Linked DNA regions of Mus musculus: region 1 is linked to region 2. Evidence: chromatin loops called from intact Hi-C (ENCODE). Cell type or tissue: gastrocnemius. All regions are shown on one strand. Links, peaks and the distances in the headings refer to the core of each region. The heading gives the core; the rest is flanking DNA.

What was found. Hi-C counts contacts between places; a loop is a spot of excess contacts. Peaks named below come from ENCODE experiments on the same cell type or tissue, not always from the same donor. Only the 100,000 strongest peaks of a DNase experiment are listed, where the experiment ranks them.
Region 1: it touches region 2 in a loop (2.1-fold over the local background); 1 of 42 quality-filtered maps calls a loop at or near these places.

What each region holds. Positions count from the first base shown.
Region 1 is chr5:119,101,258-119,105,481 of GRCm38, forward strand. No RefSeq gene overlaps it. Among named protein-coding and RNA genes, the nearest start is that of 1700081H04Rik, 4.9 kb to the right of the region's middle. In gastrocnemius, for the core only: a CTCF peak has its summit at 2,439; no DNase peak of the experiment used is centred there.
Region 2 is chr5:118,779,473-118,783,696 of GRCm38, forward strand. No RefSeq gene overlaps it. Among named protein-coding and RNA genes, the nearest start is that of Gm42015, 62 kb to the right of the region's middle. In gastrocnemius, for the core only: no CTCF peak of the experiment used is centred there; a DNase peak (open chromatin) is centred at 2,291; H3K27ac peaks cover 1,144 bases.

The DNA.
Region 1 (4,224 bases), core at 1,004-3,503, 320 kb after region 2:
TAAGAGGCAGGAGGGGACTGGTGGCTGCATTCCTGAGTGGATGAAAGGCTCGTACTTACATGTGGAGGTGACAGGTGGCTGAAGAGTTTGGGGACAAATGGATGGGTGGGCAGTCACTTAACCAGCTATATTCTGGTGCTCAGCACAGTGCTTCCGTTCCATTGTTAATTTTCTCTGTTTTAAAAATCAATTGATTGAATTTCCTTGTGGTGTGCTGGCTGGGTTTAATCAACTCAACATGAACTAGAGTCCCCTGGAAATAGGGCACCCAGATTGAGAAGTTGATTCTGACAGATTGATTTACCAGGAAATCTGTAGGGCATTTTCTTAATTGATGGTGAATGTGTGAGAACCCAGTCCACTGTGGGTGGTGTCACCCTGAGGTTGGTGGTCCTGAATGGTGTATGAAAACCGGCTGACCAATCCAAGGGCAGCAAGCCAGTGAGCAGTCCTCCTCCATGGCCTCTACTTCAGTTCCTGCCTCTAGGTTCCTGCTTGAGTCCCTGCCTTTACTTGTCTTAAAGATGGATCATGATATAGGCCTGTAAGCTAAACTAACCCTTTTTGCCTTAAGGTGCCTTTGGCCAGTGTTTTATCATAGCAACAGAGAAGCAGGCTGGTGTGTGTAGGTTTGTTTATTTGTTTGTTTTTCGAGACAGGGTTTCTCTGTATAGCCTTGGCTGTCCTGGAACTCACTCTGTAGACCAGGCTGGCCTCGAACTCAGAGATCCACCTGTCTCTGCCTCCCAAGTACTGGGATTAAAGACGTGTGCCACCACTGCCTGGCTGTCTGTAGGTTTTAAAATACAGTATTTTATTTATACTTTGAGAATTTCATGCATGTATACAATGTATTTAGTCATATCCACCTCTTATTACTTTCCTCCAGCTTCCCCTGAACTCTCCTCCAACACCCACTTCTTCCTCCTCCCCTCCCTCTCCTCCCCTCCCTCTCCATCCTCCATCCTCCCTTCTTCCTCCTTCCTTCCCCCTCCCCCTCCCTCCTTTCCCTCCTCCCTTCTCCTCCTTTCTCTCCTCCTCCTCCTCTTCCTCACAACTTATTCCAATCAATGTTGCTCATCTGCATAGGGGTGTGGGATCACCCACTAGAGCACAGGTAATCTAGCAGTGACCACTCCGCTCAGAAGAAAGCACGTCTCCTCCCTCCAGCATCCATCAACTGCTCCTCAGCCAGGGGTGGGGCCTTGTGAGCTCCTCCATCATCCTTGCTGGAATTTTAACTGACTTGATCTTATACAGGTCAGCACAGCTGCTTTGAGTTCCTGAGCACAGTGCCACGTGTCCTGCCCAGAAGATATCACCTCACAGTCCCTCCTCCTCAGCCACACCCCTTTTCCTCAAGGATGACTGGACCCCATCATTACCACAGAGGTTCTGGTCTCCTCTTTACACCCAGGCATGAGGCAAGAGTAGCATGAAACAATCCACTCTATGTCCCGAGAGAGACAGCGTCTGTTGAGACATGGAGGTGTTGTAAATGAATACAGATGGCTGTCTCTGAGAAAGGATCGCATGAAGTCTCCAAATGCCAGCTCATTGTCATGGCTGTTTTGGAAATTACCCCAAACTTTCTCAGCACCAAGAGGGCCTCAGTACAGTCAGGTACTTCCCTTTTAATATTTTTTTTCTTGTTTGTATGTTTTGTGTTGTGTTGTGTGGTTTCCAAACACATATGCCAAAGCCCAGAGAAGGAAGAGACTTACCCAAGTCCACAGAGTGCCGTGGCTATCAAATGGGAACTGACAACTCAGGCTCTTGGATCAGGGCTTCTACAATCTGTCCTCACTGATCCCAGCTTTCCCTGTTCTCAAATGACTCTCACCGCACCTTGTGTCTCTTCAGCTTCGGTTCCTCCAGGACTCACAAACCAGCCTGACCTTACTCATCTCCAGGGTGACATTCCAGTTCAGGTCACTGCCAGCACCTGGATGTTGAGCTGCTGGAAAGATTTGGACCCGAGGAATTTGCCTGGTACAGACAAATACACAAGATGCCCTCTAGAGTTTCATGGTTTCCCCCTGAAGCTCATGACTATAGAGACAAATCTTCCTCTTCATTCCCTTTCATGGGTGGAACAAAAGAGAGGGAGATACACACACACACACACACACACACACGCACAGAGCTCACCCTGGTTACTCAACAAAGGTTGTCAGAAAGATTGTGTTTGTTCATGCATGGGGCCTTGGGGCCCTAAACATCTTCCTGTAATTTTTTTTTGAGTGGCACCCAGGTCCTTCCTGCTTGCCTGTGTGGCTGTCCCCTTCCCCCCCCCCTTCTCCCCCTCTCCATCCTCTCTCCCTTTCCATTCTGAGCTATAGAGGGTTCTGGGTCCCTGGAACACTGTTGCAGTAGCTTTGCAAGCTAACCCTGTGGTCTGTTTAGATCTCTATGCATTTGTCATTGAGTGCCCTGCAGGAGGAGCCCTCTCGTTTCTCAGGTCACCTCACCTGGCTCAGCACTGTTAGAGCAGCAGCTGTCACTTTATACTGAGTGCTGTTCTTGGCCTCCTCATGGCTGTGTTATGGATGTACCATTGGGCAGGTAGGTTAACTGAATCATGGGAAAAATCACCCAATGTGGGACCTCCTATGCTTATTACTAATTTGTACTAGTTGCCCCAAAGCAGCTTCTTTCCACAGATTAGCTGGTTTGATCCTGTTCATGGCCTGACCAGGTAAACACTTCCATTTTCTGTATTGAGTCTCCACTGAGATTCCCTCAAAGACATACAGCACTTAGGTGGCCAAGCTCAGTGGTGATGCCATCAATTCTAACAATGTGTTAGATGGATATGCTTGGTTTGGTTTCTCTATCTCTCCCATTGCCACGGGAACATGGTACTCAGTGGCCACAAGTCAAGAGAAGCTGGAAGCCTTGGTAGATCCCCTGTGAACTCTGATTATGAGTCTCTAATCCCATCTTTCCTCAAAAGCACAGGTGCTTCATGTCCGAAGGTGCCGAAATGTAGCACACAGCTGCTTCTCCTGCCTACTGGGTTCTCTGACAACACCCCTAGCACTTCAAGGAGTGCTTGCTTTGGAAGAGTTGGGGTCAGAGAGTTTCCTTGCAGGGATGATGCTTTTCTTAAAATGTTGAGCATAGCCTGTCACTGTCTAGTGTAAAATAGTCCATATACCTACCTGTCCATCTCCAGCCTACCATCCATCCATCCATCCATGCATCCATCCTTCCATCCATTCATCACCTACCTATCCATCTACCCATCCATTCATCAGTCTATTCATCCACCCCACCACATCTGTTTATCTACCCACCCAACCACTCATCCAGCCAGCCAGCTACACATCCATTGATGTGTTCATCCACATCACCCCATCTATTCATCTACTCATCCATGTTGCAGGATTTTCCCTGTTCAATCGCATTAGAGCAGTGGGAGACCTGTGATTGGACAGGAGAAGGGTGGCAGAGCAAAGAGTTGAGGAGACAGAGAGAAAGGTCTAAGGAGGAGAGAGAACACCAGAATGGAGGCTGATGTGGGTTATCAAAAGGTTAGAATAATTGGGTTAAAGCTTTATCCCAATTATTTGGCTCTGAAATTACTGTACTGGCATCTTGTAAATTGTGTTATTATTAATACATAAATCTGATTGGTGAATTAAGCATTAAGAGTCTTGATTCTACTAGGTAATTAGGTGTTGAAATGGCTAACCAGGGGTGCGTGGTGTGTTGCATGAAAGCAAGAGGAACTGGGGGGGGGGCTGTCAGAGAGATAGCCTGGTGGGAGCCATGTGACCTCAAAGGGCTGGTGAGTTGGTGTGTCAAGAGACTTAGTGAGTGAAATCACCTGGTGCAGGGGCTAGCTCTAGAGGGTTGTAGGATCACGGGAGTGTGGCCTGGCCACCCTGAGAGTTGGAAGGTTCACATCCACCCATCCACTATACATCCATCCATCCATCCACTACACATCCATCCATCCATCCATCCATCCACTTACCCACCCATCCATGTATCCATTCATCTATGGCCACCCCATCCATCCATCCATTCACCCATCCATCCATCCTTCTACCCACCCATCCACCTATCCAAACATCTGTCCATCCATCCAGCCATCCACCCACCCACCCACCCACCCACCCATCCATACCTCCAGCCACCCTCACATGCATCCACCCTCCCTTCACATCCATTCATTTATGTAGCACATGGAATATCATAGGATATTCAAAGTTCATT
Region 2 (4,224 bases), core at 968-3,467:
TTTGTTTTTGTTTTTGTGAGACAGGGTTTCTCTGTGTACCCAGGCTGGCCTGGCCTGGCCTGGCCTGGAACTCAGAAATCCGCCTGCCTCCGCCTCCCGAGTGCTGGGATTAAAGGTGTGCGCCACCACACCCAGTTTAGCTCATTTCTTTAAAGTCCTGAGTGACGTCAGTCCCTGCTAGATCTCTCCAGTTTATTCGTAGCTTTACTTACTAAAGAACACCTTGGCTGTTTTAAGTGTTTGGCAGTTATGAGTAGACCCATTCTAAGCATCCACGTGAAGGCTTTATACAATGGACAGGAGTATGAGTTTTTCTATACTTAAGGGCTGGCAAAACGGCTCAGGGAAAGGGCGATTGCACCCAAGCCAGATGATCGTGAGTTTGATTCCCTGGAACCCACATGGAGGAAGGAAAGAACTGAGTTCCAAAAGTTGCCCTCTGACCCCCACGTGAGTGCCAAAGCATATGTCCACCCTAAATATAAATTTACATATGGAGTTTATTTGCTTGGATGATCTAATGTATTCCAGGTTAATCTCCAGCTCCCCGTGTGTAAGGGTTACCTTGAACTTTATAAACCTCTTTGGTCTGTATGTTTTCATGGGTGATGTTTCTATTAATGTCTTTGGCCCATTTTAAAAAACAAAAAAAAAAACAAAAAAAAAAAAAAAAAAAACCAAGCTGTCGATTGACTTAACTGGCCTGGGGTAGCACAGAAAGTATTTTGGTTCCTGGTTTCTGAGGATTCAGTGTTTCATGGTGGGGAAGGTAGTTAGAGTTGGCTCACCTTTGGTGGTGGGAGCTTGCGACTTTAGGATAAACGTGGCTCCTCCCGTGACTGTGCCTGAGGCGTGAAGAGCTTCGACCAGAAGCTGAGGTGGATAGAACCGTCAAGGCCTGTCCTTCATGAGCTACTTCAGCCAATGAGGATCTGCAGGGCACATTTATCTTTATCTGAATGATAAATAAGTCAGAGAACACAGAGACTGGTATTGAACTCCCTGCCTCCACCTCTGGATCACAGCCTGAGACAGGGTTTCTCTCTATAGCCCTGGCTGACCTGGAACTCACCCTGTGTACCGGGCTGGCCTTGAACTCAGAGATCTGCCTGCCTCTGCCTCCTCGGCGCTGGCATTAAGTTTAGGCTTGTGGCCGCATAAGCATCTTCCAAATAGCCGCTGTCATGGTGCCGCTGTGCCTGCTGTAGGAAAATCAAGCTGCCTGCCGCCAGCTCAGATCTCTGCTCCCCTCTTCCCCTCCCTCTAACTCTCATGTTAGTGATGGGCACAGCATTTGGCCCTTTCTCATAGGGTCCTTCTTCCCAGGCTCACACGAGGTGGGTCTGCCATAGTCCACCCAGAAGCTCCCATTAAGGCCACACACTCAGCTAACCTAGCGACACTGTCACACACTCACTGGTGAAGCCCTGTGTGACTCAGGAGGGGTCAGGCATTCAAGGTCATTCTCTACTATATAAGCAAGTTCAGAGTCCAGGGCTAGCCTGGGCTACAAGAGACTGTCTTCTCCTCCTTCCATACCCTTCACTGTCCCCTGCTTCTCCCTCTCCTCCCCACTTCCCCTTCCCTCTCCTCTCCTGTGTCTTTCACTATCCTCATCTCTTATCAGTGACCTGTCCCTCCCTCCCTAACCTGACCTCCCTGAGTCGGAGCTGAAACACCCATTGGTCTGCTATTCAGTGTTTGGTCATTTCCTCTGCTGGTCCCAAATTTCCTCCATTAGGGGACTCGTCCCTCTGTGTAGGTCTTGGGCAGTTGGAAGGGGCGCTGTGCGTCAGAATTCCAGGGAGAAGGACCTTCTCAGATCCAATTAGGCTGTAGGGTAACATCAGAGGAGCAGAGCATCCCCAATGCTGTCGCAGGGTCACAGGGTTACAGGGTCAAAGCATGGCTCTTACTGAATAATAGATCCGTGGACACTAATGGCAGGCACCACGAACTAAATAGACTCTGTAATTTCTAGATGTTTCAATGCCTCACTGTGGGGTGAGGTAGGGGTGCGGATCCCACTCCCCCTTCGTCGGTTTCCGTGGTAGCAGCCGCTGTGGAGGGCATCTTTCTCAGTCTCCTGTCCTCCAGTTTCTTAGCCTAGTTCCTTGTGGAGATCCTGCTTCCTTCCGACCCCAGGGTCTTAGCTCTACATTCCAGGACGGTAGCCCCGAGTTCTTAGGAGCGATGCAACCTCAAGTCCTTGAGTCCCGCACCCGCATCAGGTGCATCCATCCATCTAGCGGAGCGGAGCTCGTGTCCTTCCACATGTGGCCAGCAGGTGTCGCCACAGACCGGGCAGCAGCCGAGCTTTGGCGCCATGTCACCTGGGCAGCTGGAGCCTGGGATGGTGATGAGGGGGGCAGACTGAGGCAACCCAGGTGAGACCTGCAGAGCTAACAGTGTGCTAGTGTGGTGTGCAAGGCCCTTTTTGCTCTACTGGGGTCGTAAGGACCCCGAGATAACGTTCCCAAGTACCCACTACAGAAATGACTTGAGAGGATCCGAGAGGCAAGGCTATTTGCTCGAGGCCACACAGCACTCAGCAAGCAAGGGGCAGGCTGGGTGAGCTGATGCCATGAAGGGGAACGTGCAACTTACCCAGGGTCACACTGTCTGTTTGTGGCCAAGCCAAGGCTCGAACACAGTCTGGGTTTGTATTACTGTTTGTTCAATTATTTTTGAGACAGGGTCTCACTGTTTAGACCTGGCTAGCCTGGAACTTACCATGTAGCTCAGGCTGCCCTGAAATCTCTGTTGATCCTCTATCCCAAGTACTAGGATGACACCATTCTGATTGTATGACTATTTTTGATTGACAGCCCACAGCTGTATCTGCTTGCAGGACACAAGCCCCGATGGTGTGTCCTTACCAGCACCCAGGCTGCCTGTGGCCAGTGCTTTGTCAGCCTCAGACAGCCTGTCACTGTCCTCTGAGGACTTTGTAAACTGAGACTGCGGAGGGTCTGTAACTAGTCTTGTTTCCTGGAAGGCAGACCCTCCCACCCTCAGCAAACCGCCTCTGTCCAGGTCCAGACTCTTGTGTCTTTCCCATCCTTTCTCCCAGTGTGCTGTGCTTGCACAGGGAGATGTTGTGTGTCTCTGAGCACCCAGCGGACTTCTGTTTGGGCTCACGTTCTGTGGTCTTCCACCTTCTGGGTACTCACCAACTAATGTATGCTGGACACGCCCTGGATTCTTTTCAGTACCGTGTGTGTGTGTGTGTGTGTGTGTGTGTGTGTGTGTGTGTGTGTAAATGGGACTCGCCTTCAAGAACACACATGGGGTCAGCAGTGGGCTTCATGTGGGACAGGATCCTGCACTGTTGCTCTGCCCTGCAACACTGCATTCCTAGTATTTGGACATGCCTGTAACCTTTGCACAATGACAAGATTGGCTCCGTTATTCACTTCTAATTCAGACTTCATGCAAATGTGTTTTATTATTTATTCAAAATTCATATTTATCTTATTTTACACATCTAGGTTCTCTCCCTGTATTACATACAGTATTTCTGGGTGTCATGTGTGTGCCTGGTGCCCTAGGACATCACAGAAGGGCATCAGATCTGCTGGAACTGGAGTTACAGATGGTACCGACTACAGAAGCCTACTAAAGAAGATGGCTGAGGTCCTGTGATGCCATTGGTGTCTGAAAGGTGCTGCCCCAGGGAGCCCCCGTTCTACAGAAGGAAAACGGCACCTGCGACCCAACGACTTAGGGATCAGACTTGGCCTAGCTTCACTTATACAGATGGGGAAACAAAGGCCCATTGAGCTGAACAGTGAAAGCCATAAGCTTGCCGCCTCCCGCAAGCTCCTCTGGCTTCAGTGCTGGGCAGTTGCACCCCTCATGCATGGGTGTGGGGGCACATGAGATCTCTCAGGGGACAGCTGATCCTGAAAGATCTCTCAGGGGGTAGCCTGACATCTTTGGATGCCCATTGCCATGTCACGTGGTATCCACCACCCATGAGAGTGGCTGACCCTGTATCACCTGCCCACTAACCTCCCAGCCCTGGCTGTGACCCACACCAGCTTCCATGGGAATGAATGCCCATTTGCTTGCTTTTAACTCTGTGGCTAGAGCTGGGGTGACCACTAACCACTGCCGTTAGGGGCTGCAACACCGGCCCTCGGCATTTATGGCTTCTGGGTCTGTGGGCACAAGAACTGTAGATTGGAAATAGGAAATTAAAAGGCTGCAACTACTGACTGG